Linked DNA regions of Homo sapiens: region 2 is linked to region 1. The links are chromatin contacts, found by Hi-C or POLR2A ChIA-PET in ENCODE. All regions are on one chromosome and are shown on one strand. The core of a region is the stretch at or near the end of the contact, and the rest is flanking DNA. Distances in the headings are between cores, read along the strand shown.

What was found. A loop is a pair of places that touch in the nucleus more often than their neighbours do. ChIA-PET counts read pairs that join two places held with the same protein, here RNA polymerase II (POLR2A). Pooled maps may share reads with other maps.
Region 2: a pooled map shows a loop between it and region 1 (4-fold over the local background). The contact joins the enhancer-like site here to the promoter of RAB11B in region 1. A Hi-C loop is called at or near these places in 1 of 37 single-sample maps with no recorded cell type and 6 of 50 pooled maps. POLR2A ChIA-PET finds 5 or more read pairs at or near these places in 1 of 52 experiments (GM10248).

The regions. Positions count from the first base shown.
Region 1 is chr19:8,386,090-8,392,092 of GRCh38, reverse strand. It overlaps RAB11B (RAB11B, member RAS oncogene family), which reads right to left and starts at 1,733. Exons shown (of 5, transcript NM_004218.4): 1 at 1,637-1,733. The coding sequence starts at 1,676. RAB11B-AS1 (RAB11B antisense RNA 1) reads left to right here and starts at 1,402. Exons shown (of 3, transcript NR_038237.1): 1 at 1,402-2,084. It overlaps MIR4999 (microRNA 4999), which reads left to right and starts at 2,713; the gene lies at 2,713-2,803. It overlaps LOC124904632 (a long non-coding RNA gene), which reads right to left. Exons shown (of 2, transcript XR_007067128.1): 2 at 3,934-5,929. RefSeq lists silencers at 1,341-1,600, 1,820-2,101 and an enhancer at 1,871-2,070.
Region 2 is chr19:9,794,413-9,801,368 of GRCh38, reverse strand. All of the region lies in intron 2 of LOC124904635 (a long non-coding RNA gene), which reads right to left. Among named protein-coding and RNA genes, the nearest start is that of FBXL12, 21 kb to the left of the region's middle. RefSeq lists a silencer at 4,907-5,096. Within about 2 kb of position 5,033, at least 3 of the 41 ENCODE cell types and tissues checked have a DNase peak (open chromatin) inside an H3K27ac peak, as active enhancers do.

The DNA of each region.
Region 1 (6,003 bases), core at 484-2,983:
CGATCAGCAGGACCCAAAGTTTAGTCCCCCTGTCTCCAGACGGCCCCTTAGAATCCCAGTCTCCAAAACCCTTCCAAAGCTTCCTCCTGCCACGAGGGGCGAGACCTTGGGCCGGGCACCTGCTGACCACAGAGCCTCACCCACCAGTGACATTATCAACCTGTGTGCAGCTGCCAGAGCCCTCAGTGCCACAGGACGACTCTAGGCCCTTGTAGAGGCACTTCCTCTCCCTCCCCCCGGAAGGCTTTCGCCACACGGACAGCCCAGGTGGGGAGACCTCTGCCTCATTCCCCACAATCAGAAGACGCTGGATGAGACCAGACACAAGGCCCAGCTAGGCCTGGTGCAAGCCACAGAGCACACTCGGAGGAACGGCTCAGCGAGGTGAGGATACCAACAGCTGATGTGCGACGCAGGCCCTCATAGAGCAGGCCGCAGGGTGAAGGCACCTTGGATCCAGGGGTTAGCCCTCAAGGGCTGCCATTGTCAGCCAGGGAGCCCAGCAACCAGGGCAGACCACTAGGCCAAAGTGTAGCTGGGCACAGAAGGCTCAGCTGAGAAACAAGGGACTCCGGCTTCCTCCAGCTGTCCCTAAATGGGCAATGGCTGCCTGATCTACCTAGGCCTTATGTGATGCTCCTAGAGCCCCCTCAGTCCCTCGGGCGGGGAAGACCCTCCAGCAGGCTGGCTGGGGCCCCGGCCATCAGTGCGCACGTGTTGGAAGAAGTTGGTCCAACAACCCAAAGTCCCAGATGCTGGCCACAAGCCCCCTAAGACACGCTTCCTAAGTGGTAAGGCCTACAGGTGGCCTGGGCTCAATCGGGTTCCAACACTTATAAACTGTGTCTTTGTCACTCTGGGCCTCAGTTTCCCAACGTGTAAAAAGAGAGGCTGGTTAGTATCAACCTCAAAGGGCTGCAGTGAGGATTTTAGTTAATTCGGGTAAAGTGCTCAGAAAAGTGCAAGTACTGGCTTAGCACTGTTGAGAGTTCTGAGTGAAGAGATGGAATTCTTGCTGCACACACGGGTGCCTTTCCACTCAATCCCAGCTTTGCACCCCAATCCAAGGCTCCCACCACCACACACCTCACCCCCAGGCCCTCATCTCGGCCCAGCCCCCATTGCCTGCCCCGCCTCTCCCGGGCCCCACCCCCAAACACGCTGCCCCAATCAGGACAAGCCTCGTGAGAGCCCCGCCTCCGTTTGCCCAGGCCCAACCCACCTATTGGTCACGCCCATCACGCCTTAGCCCCGCCCCTAAAAACCCCGCCCCCATCCCGAATCACGCTTTCAGCCCAGCCCGGCCCGCCAAATCTTGGGAAAGCTCCACCCCCTGCGGAGGCCCCGCCCTAACAGCCTCTCCCACCGCTCCGGGCCCCACCCCCTCTAGGCTCTGGCCCCGCCCCGGCGCGTCCTAGGTCCCCCAGGTCTCTCCGGGCCTCCGGCTCCGTATAGCCGCGCATCCTAGCCCGAAGCTGATGCTGCCCGGTCGGCTCCGGCCTTCCCGGCTGCCTGACCCGCCGGGCCCCAAGCCCCGGGCTCCGGCCTGGGCCCAGCGGCCTGGAGCGCGGCCTTGGCCCGTCTGCCCGCCGCCTCGCCGCCACGACTTCGCCCGTCTGTGCCCCACCGGCCGCACCTTTGAATAGGTAGTCGTACTCGTCGTCCCGGGTCCCCATTGTCCTGGCGCTTCCGGCGGGATCGGCGACTCCGCAGCCCCACCACAAACACCCGACGGGGGCGGAGCCGGCGCCGCGCAGAGCGGCGGTTGAATGGCCTATCAGCGGCGAGTGGAGTAGCGACGGGCACCCAGCGAAGCCAATCAGAGATGGAAGTAGTGCTCTGAGGGTGGGCGCCGCTTGGTACCACCCTCCTCGCCCTCGGTGTCCTGGAGAAAGGCGGAAGGAATGCGGACCTTTTTGAAGTGACGGACGCGCCAGCCTATCAGGGGCGAGCTCAAGAGGGCGGGGCGGAAGACTGCAGGAATGAAATGGATTGACAGACCAAATAACTAATGAGAGGCTTGATTGAGAACCTACCCGACTATCAGAGGACCTGTCCGGGAAGAGAAATGGGGCTACGTCCAGGTAATGCTACGATGCTTAACGTCCCGATGACGTCATAGGTCAGCGCGCGCTGCCCTGGTCGCCCCCCAAGCCCATAAATGACCATTTCCGGGGACCTCAGCGCTGGGTCCCCTTTCTCGGTTGCAGTCTCCATCTCTATATTGGGACTCACTGGGTTATCCTTCTGTGCCTCAGTTTCCTCCTCTGTAAACTGAAGAAACCCGTCTCATGGAATCTTTTGAAAATAACCAGATCAGCCAGGCGCGGTGGCTCACGCCTGTAATTCCAGGACTTTGGGAGGCCGAGGCTGGCGGATCACGAGGTCAGGAGTTCGAGACCAGCCTGACCAACATGGTGAAACCCCGTTTCTACTAAAAATACAAAAATTAGTCGGGCGTGGTCGCTGGTGCCTGTAAACCCAGCTACTCAGGAGGTTGAGGCAGGAGAATCGCTTGAACCTGGGAGGTGGAGGTTGCAGTGAGCCGAGATTGCACCAAGTGTGAATCAACCGTCCACTTTCTGCTATTCTTTGTTAAATAAATACTTTTAAATCCTTACTGGATACCAATGCTCTCCAACAGGACCTCCTACCACTACCCCTCTTTTGTCCTATATTTTGCCACATAGGTAAAATATAAAAATAGGTAATATAGAAAATAAAACACATACTGCTGTATTGTCAGGTAGTGATAGGATTTATCACTACCTGACAATACAGTATGTGTTTGTTTTATATATTTAGGGTGTACAGCGTGTGTTTTGATACACATGTACCCAGTGAAATAATAATTATGACAGTTTTTTTTTTTTTTTTTGAGACGGAGTTTTGCTGTCGTTGCCCAGGCTGAAGTGCAATGGTGTGCTCTCGGCTCACTGCAGCCTCTGCCTCCCGGGTTCAAGCGATTCTCATGCCTCAGCCTCCCGAATAGCTGGGATTACAGGCATGCACCACCATGCTTGGCTAATTTTTTTGTATTTTTAGTAGAGACGGGGTTTCTCCATGTTGGTCAGGCTGATCTCGAACTCCTGACCTCAGGTGATTCGCCCACCTTGGCCTCCCAAAGTGCTGGGATTACAGGCATTTTCACCACACATGGCCAATTATGAGAGTTAAGCAATTAACCTATCCATTGCCTTCCATAATTAACTGTGTGTGTAGTGAGAGTATCTAAAATGTACTTTCTTGGCAAATTTTCAATATACTATGCAAAATTATTAACACAAAGTATACGTTACTTTTTGTTTGTTTGTTTTGGCTGGCTGCGGTGGCTTATGCCTAAAAACATGCCCTTTGAGGAGGCTGAGGTGGGAGGATCACTTGAGGCCAGGAGCTAGAGACCAGCCTAGGCAACATGTCAAAACCCAGTCTCTCAAAAAAAAAAAAAAAAAAAGAAAAAAAGGAAAAAAAAGAGAAAAGGAAAAAAAAGAAAAGAACAACAACAAAAATTAGCCAGATGTGGTGCATCATGCCAGGGTCCCAGATACTTGGGAGGCCAAGGCGGGAGGATCATTCGAGCCTGGGAAATCGAGGCTGCAGTGAGCCATGATCACCCCACTGCACTCCAGCTTGGGTAACAGAGCAAGACCCTGTCTCAAAAAAAAAAAAGCCTTGCTTTCCTGACCCATTGATCTGTTTGTTTTTTGTCCTCTGTCAGCAGCATATCAGCCTGATGACATCAGGGACTGTATCTGTCCCCATCATTGCTGTAAGTTCCCCACTGCTGAATAAATACGTTTATTTATTCAGTGGTGAATAATCTAAGCCTAGAGTCAATGTACTAGTTATTAGAGCAGATGCCATTATCGCCTCTTGGATCTCATTCCCAGGGTGTTCATTGGGCATCTGTCAAAAAAACAAAATTACAACACATTTAGTTTAAAGATCTTAATTGATTTTATTTGCAATTCTACAATCGGGCAACACTTCATTTCACAAAATGAAACTAATTTTCCCATGAGCTGAGCAGGTAGGTTGGTTTTACAGGCAGAAAAAGGGCCAAGTAAAGCACAAACAGAAAATAAAACGTGGAGGTCAGGTGCAGTGGCTCATGCCTGTAATCCCAGCACTTTGGAGGCCGAGGCAGGCAGATCACCCGAGGTCAGGAGTTCGAGACCAGCTTGACCAACATGATAATGATGATGAAACCCTATCTCTACTAACAATACAAAAATATTAGCCGGGCGCGGTGGCAGGTGCCTGTAATCCCAGCTACTCAGGAGGTTGAGGCAGGAGAATCACTTGAACCAGGGAGGCGGAGGTTGCAGTGAGCGAAGATCACACCATTGCACTCCAGCCTGGGAGAGCAGAGCAAAACTCCGACTCAAAAAAAAAGAAAAAAAGAAAAGAAAACTTGGATTGGTCATTTTAAAGTTTCCTTTTGGAGTCTGAGTCTTGCTCTGTCACCCAGGCTGGAGTGCAGTGGTGCGATCATAGCTCACTGCAACCTCAACTTCCTGGGATCAAGCAATCTTCCCACCTCAGCCTCCTGAGGAGCTAGGATCACAGGTGTGTGCCACCATGCCCAGCTAATTTTTTTTTTCCAGAGACAGGGTCTTGCCTTGTTGGCCAGGCTGGATTTGAACTCCTGAACTCAAGCAATCCTCCTGCCTTGGCCTCCCAAAGTGCTGGGATTACAGGCATGAGCCACCACCGCACTCAGCCCAAAGTTACTTTTCTTGTAAAGGTTAAAGCAGAGAGGACATCCTTATCATGATGGCTAAAACTGACCTGGTGGGAGACTTGGCTATCCCATCTCTCTCTCTCCTGATTTTGTAGAAGGTCAGATAAACAACTTAGTTTCTTTTTGATCACGTAAAACTTTAGCATGAGTGACTCCATTTTGGTTTAGTTTGTTGGGCCTGGTGTAGGAAGTCAGTCCAAAGTAATAGCCTCCTATAAGTTTTGTATAACACATCCTGTGTCCAGATTGGTGGGTTCTTGGTCTTGCTGACTCCAAGAATGAAGCCACAGACCCTCCGGTGAGTGTTACGGTTCTGAAAGATGGTGTGTCCAGAGTTTGTTCCTTCTGATATTCAGACATGTCTAGAGTTTCTTGCTTCTGGTGGGCTTTTGGTCTCGCTGACTTCAGGAGTGAAACTGCAGACCTTTGCGGTGAGTGTTACAGCTCATAAAGGCAGTGCGCACCCAAAGAGTGAGCAGCAGCAGGATTTACTGGGAAGAGTGAAAGAACAAAGTTTCCACAGCATGGAAGGGGACCCAAGCACGTTGCCGCTGCTGGCTGCGGTGTCCTGCTTTTATTCCCTTATTTGGCCCCACCTACATCCTGCTGATTGGTCCATTTTACAGAGAGCTGATTGGTCCACTTTACAGAGTGCTGATTGGTCCGTTTTACAGAGTGCTGATTGGTCCGTTTTGACAGAGTGCTGATTGGTGCATTTACAAACCTTTAGCTAGACACAGAGTGCTGATTGGTGCATTTACAATCCTTTAGCTAGACAGGAAAGTTCTCTAAGTCCCCTACGCGATTAGTTAGACACAGAGCGCTGATTGGTGCATTTACAAACCTTTAGCTAGACACAGAGCGCTGATTGGTGCATTTGCAATCCTTTAGCTAGACAGAAAAGTTCTCCAAGTCCCTACTCAACCAAGAAGCCCAGCCGGCTTCACCTCTCAATCACCCCTCTAAACAGAACACCCCAACTGCTGTTGGGAATTTGGCCGATGACCACTCTAGCTACTTCCTGCTGGAAGAAGGGGCCCTGCAATTGTAGTGTCCTCCAGAGGGGAACTCTTTAGGCCAGTGGAAGGGCCAGTGGGTCGGTCCAGGGGTCCTCAGTAGAAGTTGTTAGTTGAACTCATTTGGGGTTCCATTTTTAAGACCATCTGTAGCTTGATGGCCTCGATTCTAGAAGAAACAAATTTGACAAGAAGGTTAAAAATGCAGGGCCCAAAGGTGAGTAAGAGCAAGATGGCTGCCAC
Region 2 (6,956 bases), core at 3,784-6,283, 1.4 Mb before region 1:
ACAAAACAAACCAAAAACCCAATAAAATACAAAAATTAGCTGCGCGTGGTGGTGCACACCTGTAATCCCAGCTACTCGGGAGGCTGAGGCAGGAGAATCGCTTCAACCTGGGAGGCGGAGGTTGCAGTGAGCCGAGATGGCGCCACTGCACTCCAGCCTGGGTGACAGACTGAGACTCCTTCTCTATATAAAAAAAAAAAGAAATAGAAAAAAGAAAAATGAATAGGCCGGGCACGGTGGCTCACGCCTGTAATCCCAGCACTTTGGGAGGCCGAGGCGGACGGATCACTTGATGTCAAGGGTTCGAGACCAGCCTGGCTAACACGGTGAAACCTCGTTTCTACTAAAAATACAAAAAGTTATCCGGGCATAGTGGTGCGTGCTTGTAATCCCAGCTAGTCGGGAGGCTGTGGCAGGAGAATTGCTTGAACTCGGAAGGCGGAGTTTGCAGTGAATCAAGATCACACCACTGCACTCCAGCCTGGGTAACAGAGGGAGACTCCGTCTCTTAAAAAAAAAAAAAGGAAAATAAATAAATAAAGTAGATCACAGATATAAAATAGTGTCCAGATGAAACAATAGATGCCCAACATCCTGGAATGGGACATCAATTAAAATAATAAAAATAGAAAAGAACAAGAGATGCCCAGCAAATAGTTATTTTCACTTTCCCCCTAACGAAGGGTGAAGAGGTCTACAAATGTTCGCTGTTTCTCTTAATTCCTGTGTTTTGAGAATTAAGGATTTATAAGGCAAACCAAGTGATGCGCTGTTGTCTTCTGGAGACCTATGGTATTACATTTCATCTCAAGCAGGTGCTTTTTGAAACTTACCTTTAAACCTTCCTTCCCTATTGGAAAGTTATCACTTGAAAAAGCATTTTCATCATACCTGTAATCCCAGCACTTTGGGAGGCTGAGGTGGACGGATAACCTGAAGTCAGGAGTTCCAGACCAGCCTGGCAAACATGGTCAAACCTCGTCTCTACTAAAAGTACGAAAATTGGCTGGGCACAGTGGCTCACACCTATAATCCTAGCACTTTGGGAGGCTGAGGCAGGTGGATCACCTGAGGTCAGGAGTTCAAGACCAGCCTGGTCAACATGATAAAACCCCATCTTGGCCGGGTGCAGTGACTCACGCCTGTAATCCCAGCACTTTGGGAGGCCAAGGTGCTCGGATCACGAGGTCAGGAGATTGAGACCATCCTGGCTAACACAGTGAAATCCCGTCTGTACTAAAAATACAAAAAAATTACCTGGGCGTGGTGGCGGGCGCCTGTAGTCCCAGCTACTCAGGAAGCTGAGGCAGGAGAGTGGTGTGAACCTGGGAGGCGGAGCTTGCAGTGAGCCGAGATCGCGCCACTGCACTCCAGCCTGGGCGACAAAGTGAAACTCCATCTCAAAAAAAAAAAAAAAAAAAAAAAAAAGAAACCCCATCTCTACTAAAAATACAAAAAATTTGCCAGGTGTGTTGGTGGGCCCCTGTAATCCCAGCTACTTGGGAGGCTGAGGCAGGAGAATCGCCTGAACCCAGGAGGCAGAGGTTGCAGTGAGCCGAGATAGTGCCATTGCACTCCAGCCTGGGCAACAAGAGCAAAACTCAATCTCAAAAAAAAAAAAAGTACAAAAATTAGCTGGTGTGGTGGTGCTCGCCTGTAATCTCAGCTATTCCTGTGGCTGAGGCATAAGAATTGCTTGAACTCACGAGGGTTCAAGTTGCAGTGATCTGAGATCGTGCCACTGCACTCCAGTCTGGGCAACAGAGCAAGGGGCCAGCAAAAAAAAAAAAAAAAAAAAAAAAAAGCCTTTTCCAAGCTGGGATGGGGATGGAACAACAGTTTGACAGATGAGAAAACTGGGACTCAGAGTCATCTACACACAGTATTTCCACTTCATCTCCAGGAAATGACTGAAGGAATTTAGGGGATGTCTGTCAATTTCTGAGGAAAGACAGAACAGCAAGTGCAAGGGCCCTGAGGCAGGAAGGCAGGACAATGCTTCTGTAACAGCAGAAGCCCTGTGTCTGAAATGGTTTAAGTGAGTTGGGTAGGATGGAGACTAGCAGGAAGGAAGTCAATTATCAGTCAGATCATATGGGGCCATGAGAACAACTAAACATTTTGGGTTTTACTATGAGTGCAATGCAAAGTCATAGAAGGGTCTGAGCTACTGGAGCAATATTATCTGATATATATTTTAAGAATATCTGTCTGTCATTTGTACAACTCTTGGGAATCAAAGGTAGAATCAGGGAGCGTAATTGGAAAGTTAAGGCAATAATCCCGATGAGAAGAAAGTGGTTTGGAAAGTTGGTAGCAGGGGAGAACAGAGGGGTTGTGGCATGGTCTGAGGCTAAAGTGAAGGTAGATCCAAGAGCTATCTGCTGATGGATTTTCTTTCTTTTTTTTTCCTTTTTTTTAGAGACAGTCTCACTCTGTCACCCAGACTGGTGTGCAATGGCACAATCATAGCTCACCGCAGCATGGAACTCCTGGACTCAGGTGATTCTTCCACCTCAGCCTCCTCAGTAGCTGGGACTACAGGCGCCCACCACCACAGTCAGCTATTTTTTTTTCTTTTTGTAGAGATGGGATGTCACTATGTTGCCCAAGCTTGGCTCTAACTCCTGGCCTCAATCGATCCTCCTGCCGTGGGCTCCCAAAGTGTGGGATTATAGGCATGAGTTACCAAGCTTGTAACCGCCTAACTGCCTAGAGCTGATTTACCAATACAGGAAATTGCAATAAAGAAAGAGTTTCATTCATGCAGAGCCAGCTAGCCGTACAGGAGACCAAAATTTTACTATTATTCAGATCAGTCTCCCTGAAAACTCTGGGATCAGGGGGTTTGTTTGTTTGTTTTGAGACAGAGTTTCGCTCTTGTCACCCAAGCTAGAGTGTAATGGCGCCACCTCAGCTCACTGTAACCTCTTCCTCCTGGGTTTAAGAGATTCTCCTGCCTCAGCCTCCCGAGTAGCTGGGATTACAGGTGGCCGCCACCACGCCTGGCTAATTTTTCTATTTGTTTTTTTTAGTAGAGACGGGGTTTCACCATGTTGGCCAGGCTGGTCTTGAACTCCTGACCTCAGGTGATCCACCTGCCTTGGCCTCCCAATGTGCTGGGATTACAGGCGTGATCCACCGCACCTGGCCTGAGATCGTGGTTTTTAAGGATAATTTGAGATAATTTTAAGGATAATAGGGGGTCTGAAAGTGGGAAGTGCTGATTGGTTGAGTCTGAGATGAAATCACAGGGAGTGGAACCTGTCCTGTTGCTCTGAGTCAGTTCCTGGGTGGGAACCACAAGACCAGATGAGCCGGTTTATCCATCTAGGTGGCCTCAACTTGTGCACTGAAACACAGGGTCTGCAAAATATCTCAAGCACTGATTCTAGGTTTTACGATAGTGATTTTATCCCCAGGAGCAATTTGGGGAGGTCCAGAATATTGCACCCACCAGCTGCATGACTCCTAAACCATAATTCCTTATCTGTGGCTAATGTGTTAGTCCTGCAAAGGCAGTCTAGTCTCCAGGGAAAAGGAGGTTTGTTTTGGGAAAGCATTATTGTTGTTTTTGTTTCAAAGTTAAACTATAAACTAAGTTCATCCCAAACTTAGTTTGGCCTATGTCCAGGAATGAACAAGGACAGTGTGGAGGTTAGAAGCAAGATGCAGTTAGTTTGGTCAGATCTCTTTCCCTGTAATCAGTTTCTCAGTTATAATTTTTGCAAAGGTGGTTTCAAGCCCAGTACCCAGGGCTCGTAAGAAAGACATTCAGCTAGGCGCGGTGGCTCACGCCTGTAATCCCAGCACTTTGGGAGACCGAGGCGGGTGGATCACGAGGTGAGCAGATCGAGACCATCCTGGCTAACACAGTGAAACCCCGTCTCTACTAAAAACAAAACACAAAAGATTAGCTGGGCGTGGTGGCAGGTGCATGTAGTCCCAGCTACTCGGGAGGCTCAGGCAGGAGAATCGCTTGAACCTGGGAGGCGGAGGTTGCAGTGAGCCGATATCGCGCCACTGCACTCCAGCCTGGGTGACAGAGTGAGACTCCGTCTCAAAAAAAAAAAAAAAAAGACATTCAGGTCGTGCGCGGTGGCTCACCCCTGTAATCCCAGCACTTTGGGAGGCTGAGACGGGCAGATCACATGAGGTCAGGAGTTTGAGACCAGCCTGGCCAACATGGTGAAACTCCATCTCTACTAAAAATAAAAAATTAGCCAGGTGTGGTGGCATGCACCTGTAATCCCAGCTACTCGGGAGGCTGAGGAAGGAGAATCACTTGAACCCGGAGGTGGAGGTTGCAGTGAGCCGAGATCGCGCCACTGCACTCCAGCCTGGGCAACAGAGTGAGACTCAGCTTCAAAAAAAAAAAAAAAAAAAAGAAAGAAAAAAGAAAGACATTCAATTAAGCTTCTTCCTTTTCCCACAGACTCTAGAGTTTAACGTCTTCAGTGGGAATCAGCATGGACGTTCAGAACAGTCCCTCCTTAAACACAAAGACATTTCCTACCTCATACCTCATAATCACATGATAGAAGGGGTGAGAAAGTCTCCACGGCCAATCCCATACAGGGGTGTTCAAGAATACAGTTATGGGTTGTTAGTTTTTGTTTCTGGTTGGGCCTGCAAAGCCTCTTCCTCATCCCTCTTTTCCACTTATCACTAGAAACAGAAACTAAAAACCATGGCTTCAGGCTGCTACAAGTCTAAAACAAAACAAAACAAGACAACAACAACAAAATAAGGCGACTTGGACAAACTTGCTAGTAAATCCATTAACGAAGGCCCCGCCCTCATGATCTAATCACCTCCCTAAGGCCTCATATCCTAATTTCATCACTTCTGCGGTTAGGATTTAAGCATTTGGCTTTGCGGAGTGGTGGTGTGGAGGCAGGACACACACAACATACAACCTTCAGACCATAGTGAGGTAGGAGACTGGGTAGGACTTACTTTGTTTCCTGGTCCCAACAGGATAAAGTGAAGAAGCCACCGGGAACCAGCAGATGGCACCAAAAGCCATCTCTAGTTGCTCTCCTTGCTTGTTAGGGTAAGACACTCCTACCAGAGCCATGACAGTTGATAAGTACCATGGCAACAACATGAAAGTTACCATTCACTTCCACAACAATCACCTGGAAGTTATAGCCTCCTTTCTAGAAAGTTCTGCATGGCACACCCCTTAATTTGCATGTAATTAAAAGTGAGTATAACTATAGCTAGCCAACAGCACAAAATGCTGATTCTGGGCACACTGCATAGGTTTTAGCTGTACTCTGGAAAAAGCAACTCTGAGTGAATGAAAGATCCTTGTGTAGCACCACCAGTTGAATTCTTTCCTGGGTGAATCCCCAATGATGGCACTTACCTGCATCAGTAGCACACTTCTATTTCCTTAGGCACCTGCTTATAAGCTAAAACTGCCTGCTTGCCAAAAGGATATAAGAATTTTTATTTTTCATTTGGATAAAGGCAATTAGTTAACACAAATGGCCACCCCAATTACCAAACTTAGGATGAACTTCAACAACATTGTTAACACAGTCATTGTGTTGTGAATTCTTTTTTTTTTTTTTTTTTTTTTTTTTTTTGAGACAGAGTCTTGCTCTGTTGCCCAGGCTGGAGTGCACTGGCGAGATCTCGGCTCACTGCAACCTCCACCTCCTGGGTTCAAGCGATTCTCCTGCCTTAGTCTCCCAAGTAGCTGGGACTCAACACACCCAGCTAATTCTTTTGTATTTTTAATAGACACAGGGTTTCACCATGTAGCCAGGCTGGTCCTGACCTCCTGAATTCAGGTGATCCATCCACCTCAGCCTCCCAAAGTGCTGGGATTACAGGCATGAAAACCAGCACACCTGGCCCACCTGTGCACTGTTAGTGAGACTATAAAACGGTGCAGCAGCTATGAAAACCAGTATGGCAGTGGTTCAAAAAATTAAAATTGGTATTATCACATGGTCTAGCAATCCCACTTCTGGGTATATATCTAAAAGAATGGAAAACAGGCTCTCAAAAAGATATTTGACCACCCACGTTTATAGCAGCATTATTCATAATGGCCAAGAACACACCTCATTCATAAGGGTGTATTTTGGGGCTTTCTATTCTATTTATTGGTTTAATTTATTTACCACTACACCAATATTACTGTCTTTTTTTTTGCGACGGAGTCTCGCTCTGTCGCCCAGGCTGGAGTGCAGTGGCACGATCTCTGCTCACTGCAAGCTCCACCTCCCGGGTTCATGCCATTCTCCTGCCTCAGCCTCCTGAGTAGCTGGGACCACAGGTGCCTGCCACCACGCCCGGCTATTTTTTGTATTTTTAGTAGAGACGGGGTTTCACCGTGTCAGCCAGGATGGTCTCGATCTCCTGACCTGGTGAACCGCCCGCCTCGGCCTCCCAAAGTGTTGGGATTACAGGCGTAAGCCACCGTGCCCGACCCTGTCTTTCTATTTCTTAATGTCTGTAGGGTAAGTGCCAACAGTTCTTCAGGAGTATTTTGTACCTCCACATACATACATTTTATTATAAGTAGATCAGGTTCCTCATCAAACATGTTATTTTGACTGAAAACTTGTTAACTTTCTATATTAAGTAAGAAGAATTCAAGTCTTTATATTGAAACTTCTAATCCATCAACAAGGAAGGTCTATCCATTGATCTAGGTCATCTTTGATTTCTTTCAATAGTAGTTTACAAATTTCTCGGAAGAGATATTGCATACTTTTTTGTTGTATTTATTTCTACTTATTTTATTGCTGTTGTAATATTGCTGTTAAAAGAGACAAGTCGGCCGGGTGCGGTGCCTCACGCCTGTAATCCCAGCACTTTGGGATGCCGAGGCCAGCGGAATACCTGAGGTCAGGAGTTCCAGACCGGCCTTGCCAACGTGGCGAAGCCCCGTCTCTACTAAAAACATACAAAAATTAGCTGGGCGTGGTGGCATG